Regions from separate parts of the Homo sapiens genome. Here region 2 is linked to region 1. Evidence: chromatin loops called from intact Hi-C (ENCODE). Cell type or tissue: gastrocnemius medialis. All regions are shown on one strand.

Region 1 (2,500 bases):
CCCACCTTCTTCTTGTCACTACAAGTGCCTAGCATCATGGCCACCCCCACATATCCCCACGTGTGTAGAACATCATGGTGCCCTGCATTTGCATATTAAAAGGCTAGGGTGGGAGGACCAGATTTTTGTGGGCTACATGAATGACATACCTGGTCAACCCAATCCCCTGGACTCTATGCAAATCAGACACCAGCTCCTCCAGCCTCCTAATATAAATGGCTGTTTTCTGCTGCACTCAGGGTTCCCTCTCTCAGCTTGGAGCCCCCTCCCTCTGTCTCTGTATGGGGGAGCCCCTTCCTTCTTTCTTGCCGATTTATTAAACTCTCTCCGCTCCTTAAAACCACTCCACGTATATCCATGTCGTCGTATTTAAACTGGCGTGAGAAAAGGACCCTGGTATTCCCCTCCAGTCATCAGAGTCGTATCATTTTGGTGCACTGGCCGGGAATCCGAGGTACAACATTCACTGAAGTGGTGATTATACAAGCGAGCTTAAAATCTGTTCTATCATTCTGAGGTGCTCTTGGCCTCTATTTTAAAATCAAATCAAATCAATCAAAAGGCATCTATCTGTCTGCTGGTTAGCTACACTTATCGTTGGCTGCTGTTCTAAAGACTCAGATGTGAGGCTTGCTGGTGAGAACATGGAGAACCCCCCAATACCCACAGGTGATTGGGAATGTTGGCCGTATTTCGAATCAGCTTCCTTTCATGGGGAGACCTCGCCGTTGCGCAAGGCTGGGAAAAGTTCTGAGGCAACTGAGCATCTCTGGGCAGGGCACACCCTGGTGTGACTCAAAGACCTCTGGACCAGACCCAGCCTCCAACAGCCCATTTCAGGTGCTGGCAGAGAATCCTCAGCTATCCGGTCATGAAACTTTCCTTCCTTTTCTATCTGTGGTCTCTTACTCTGTGTGTATGTGTCAACTGTGTGGGAATTTAGTAACCGGGAGTTTAACTCAAGAATGCCATTGCAATCTCCTGAACAGAGGGTTCCTCCGGGACAGTGAGCCTCTCTCTCTCAGCCCCTTGGTCTGGAGAGCACACGGCATTTCCAGGTCTCTCTACCGCTTGTCTGAGGAGCACACAGTATTTCTAAGCCAACAGTGCCACCTAGAGGAAACAGAAATCCTCTACATGAGGCACTTTTTTTAATGCTAACACTGCAGCTTCCTTTTGCACTGCTAGAAATCAGGCTCTAAGCCTCTTCCAGGAATGGGAAAATTCTGCTTTCAACAGTTAGAAATTAAATGTCTTCCATAGCCAAATTTTAGTCTCAATATTGTCCCATCAGCAGGAAAACAGCCATTTGGTTCCTACATTTCTTTAAGTCACCTATTCTGTCTCCAACAGAGACAGTACTTAATTAGTAAGGGGATTTTAAGTCTGGAAGTTAACTGAAACCATTTTTCTAAGGGTAAATGCTTTAGCATGGGCCATAATAGCAGGATATAGAGTTCAATCTAGCATAACCCCTCCATTAAAGGGGCCTTCCCCAATTACACAGTTTTCCCTGAGATCCATTTTTTTTTAGGGAGGTACACAGGTCACACAAGTCTAGGAGGTCAAAGGGAAATAACAAGCAGAGGACTGGGACTACTTGGGTAAGTGTGACTAGGCCTCAAAAGTCTAGTTTCTCTGGTGCCATGGCTTGGAGGGTCACACCTACAGCCACAGGCGGCACATTTAACTGGGTGCCGGGACCCAGGAACCAGGGAGGGAGACTAGTTAGAGGAATGCCCCCTACTGTTTTCTTCTCCACCCTGAGTCATACACCAAAAGGAAGGAGACTAAAAGGACACTTTTATTCTCACTTCTCTTTCTAGATGGCCAACAGATCGTCTTCAGCATGCACTCCTCTGGAATGTATTTTAAAGCACTGGGACTCCTTCAACCCTGAGACTTTGAAAAAAAAGTGACTCATATTCTATTGCACAAGAGCATAGCCTTCTTACTATCTTGGGGACAGATAAACCTGGCCCGCTGCGGGGAGCCTTGATTTTAATATTATCCAACAGTTAGATCTTTTCTCCAAACAGAAGGGCAAATGGACTGAGATCCCCTATGTACAGACTTTCTTTGCCCTGTGAAACAGCCCAGACCTTTACAAGTTCTGTACAATTGACCCAGTTCTTTTAGCGGCCACAGGGAATCGTTCCCCAGAGCTAAAGCAGGTTCCAGAGGAGCAATCTGAAACAGCTATTGAATGTCCCAATCCTTCCAGTCCCCCTCCAATCATACTATCAGCTCCTCCAGCTCCACTATCTCCAGTATATCCTACTCTCCCCGCTTCATTCTTACCTCTGCAGGAAATGGCTGATAGGAATGGTGCCATGAGGGTTCAAGTTTCCTTCTCATTACAGGACCTTAAGCAAATAAACAGAGACTTGGCCCAATTTTCTGATGACTCCGATAAGTATATAGAAATTTTCCAAAATTTAACTCAGGTGTTTGATCTCACATAGAGGGATGTTATGTTGCTGCTAAGTCAGACCCTCAC
Region 2 (2,500 bases), 66 kb before region 1:
TTATTATTTAAATCTCATTAAAAGATCATAAATTGTTTGAGGCAAAAAAAAATTTATATCCACGTTGTATAACCTTTGTAGATGTAGAATGTATGACAAAACAGCTCAAAGGCTAGAAGAGAAAAAAATGGAACTATGCTTTATAAGATTCTTACATTATACATAAAATAGTATAGTATTACTTGAAGATAGACTGCTATACTTTAAAATATATTATAAACTCTAAAGCAATCATTATAACAATAGAGGTATAGCTAACATGCCAATAAAGAGATAACAGGAATTGTAAAAAAATATTCAACTAATTCAAGAGAAGGCAAAGGGGAACAAAGATCAGATGGGACAATAAGAAAACAAATAGCAATGCCAGGCACAGTGGCTCACATCTGTAATCCTAGCACTTTGGGAGGCTGAGGCAGGTGGATCACTTGAGGTCCGGAGTTCAAGACCAGCCTGGCCAGCATGGTGAAACCCCATCTCCACTAAAAATACAAAAATTAGCTGGTCATGGTGATGCATGCCTGTAGTCCCAGCTACCTGGGAGGCTGAGGCAGGAGAATGGCTTGAACCTGGGAGGCAGAGGTTGCAGTGAGCTGAGATCGTGCCATTGCACTTCAGCCTGGGAGACAGAGCAAGACACTGTCTCAAAAAAAAAAAAAAAAAAAGAAAACAAATACCAATATAGGAGATTTAAACTTGACCATATCAATAATCACAACATGTAAATGGTTTAGATACTCCCAAACAAAAGGCAGACATTGGCAGAATGGATAAAAAGTAGGACCTAACTATATACTATCTACAAGAAAGAAAACCATTCTGAACATAAGGACACAAACAGGTTAAAAGTAAAAAGAGGAAAACCTGTGCTAAAAATAATCAAAAGAGAGCCAGAGTAACTATATTAATATTAGTAGAAGCAGATTTTTTTTTTTTCTATTTTAGAGACAGGGTGTCACTCTGTCACTCAGGCTGGAAGGCAGCGGTGTGATTAGAGCTCACTACAGCCTTGAACTCTTGGGCTCAAGCCATCTTCCTGTCTCAGCCTTCCAAATAGCTGGGACTATATATAGGATCCACTGTGCCCGGCTAAGTTTTTTTTTTTTTAATTTTGTGAAGGTGAAATCTCACTATGTTGCCCAGGCTGGTCTCAAACTCCTGGCTTCAAGTGATCTTCCCGCCTCAACTTCTTGGTGTTGGAATTACAGATGTGCGCCAACTTGCCAGGCCAAAACAGATTGTTAGAGCAGAGAATATTGCCAGGGACAAAAATTATAACTTAATAATAATAAAAAGATCAATTCATTAAGACGTCATGACATTTGGGCCTAAGAGCACAGTGTCTAAATACATGAAGCAAAAAAACTGATAAAACAGAAAAGAAACAGATACATCCACAATTGTAATTGGATATTTTGACACCTGGATCTCAATAATTGACATTAATAGAACAAGTAGACAGAAAATCAAGAGAATATAAAAGACAAAAACACTATCAACTGATTTGTACTAAAAGGAATTTCTAGAATACTCCCCACAAAAGACAAAAGCAGCAGAATACACACCCTCTTCAAGGATACATGAAACACTTATTAAAACAGATGATCTTCTGAGCCATGAAACAAGCACCAACAAACTTAAAAGAATTCAATTCATATAGAATATATTCTTGGACCACAGTGAAATTAAATCAGAAAACAATTACAGACAGAATTCTAGAAAATCCTGAAGTATTTGGAAACAATGTAACATAATTGTAAATAACTTTAGGGTCAAAGAAGAAATCAGAAGATAAACTAAGTATTTTGAGGTGAACAAAAATGAAAACCAAACAAATTAAAATTTGTAAGATATTGATAAAGAAGAACTTAGAAATTTATTTTTTATTTTATTATACTTTAAGCTCTGGGGTACATGTGCAGAACGTGCAGGTTTGCTACATAGGTATACACCTGTCATGGTGGTTTGCTGCACCCACATCATCTACATTAGGTATTTCTCCGAATGCTATCCCTCCCCAAGACCCCCACCCCCAGATAGGCCCTGGTGTGTGATATTCCTCTCCCTGTGTCAGTGTGTTCTCATTGTTCAACTCCCACTTATGAGTGAGAACATGTGGTGTCTGGTTTTCTGTTCCTGTGTTAGTTTGCTGAGAATGATGGTTTCCAGCTTCATCCATGTCCCTGCAAATGACATGAACTCATCCGTTTTTATGGCTGGGCATAGTATTCCATGGTGTATATGTGCCACATTTTCTTCACCCAGTTGTATCATTGATGGGTATTTGGGTTGGTTCCAAATCTTTGCTATTGTGAATAGTGCTGCGATAAACATACATGTGCATCTGTCTTTATAGGAGAATGATTTATAATCCTTTGGGTATATACCCAGTAATGGGATTGCTGGGTCAAATGGTATGTCTGGTTCTAGATCCTTGAGGAATTGCCACACTGTCTTCCACAATGGTTGAACTAATTTACACTCCCACCAACAGTGTAAA

What was found. Hi-C counts contacts between places; a loop is a spot of excess contacts. Peaks named below come from ENCODE experiments on the same cell type or tissue, not always from the same donor. Only the 100,000 strongest peaks of a DNase experiment are listed, where the experiment ranks them.
Region 2: a loop joins it to region 1, with 4 times the contacts of the local background. A loop is called at or near these places in 7 of 110 quality-filtered maps.

Annotation. Positions count from the first base shown.
Region 1 is chr6:118,579,903-118,582,402 of GRCh38, forward strand. The region is part of intron 2 of CEP85L (centrosomal protein 85L); the gene reads right to left. LOC107986524 (a long non-coding RNA gene) reads left to right here. Exons shown (of 5, transcript XR_002956384.2): 5 at 1,827-2,396. Among named protein-coding and RNA genes, the nearest start is that of PLN, 33 kb to the left of the region's middle. In gastrocnemius medialis, a CTCF peak has its summit at 1,126 (motif pointing left); DNase peaks (open chromatin) are centred at 779, 1,039 and 1,959; H3K4me3 peaks cover 242 bases; H3K27ac peaks cover 2,500 bases.
Region 2 is chr6:118,513,879-118,516,378 of GRCh38, forward strand. The region is part of intron 4 of CEP85L (centrosomal protein 85L); the gene reads right to left. Among named protein-coding and RNA genes, the nearest start is that of PLN, 33 kb to the right of the region's middle. In gastrocnemius medialis, no CTCF peak of the experiment used is centred here; a DNase peak (open chromatin) is centred at 1,003; H3K27ac peaks cover 1,867 bases.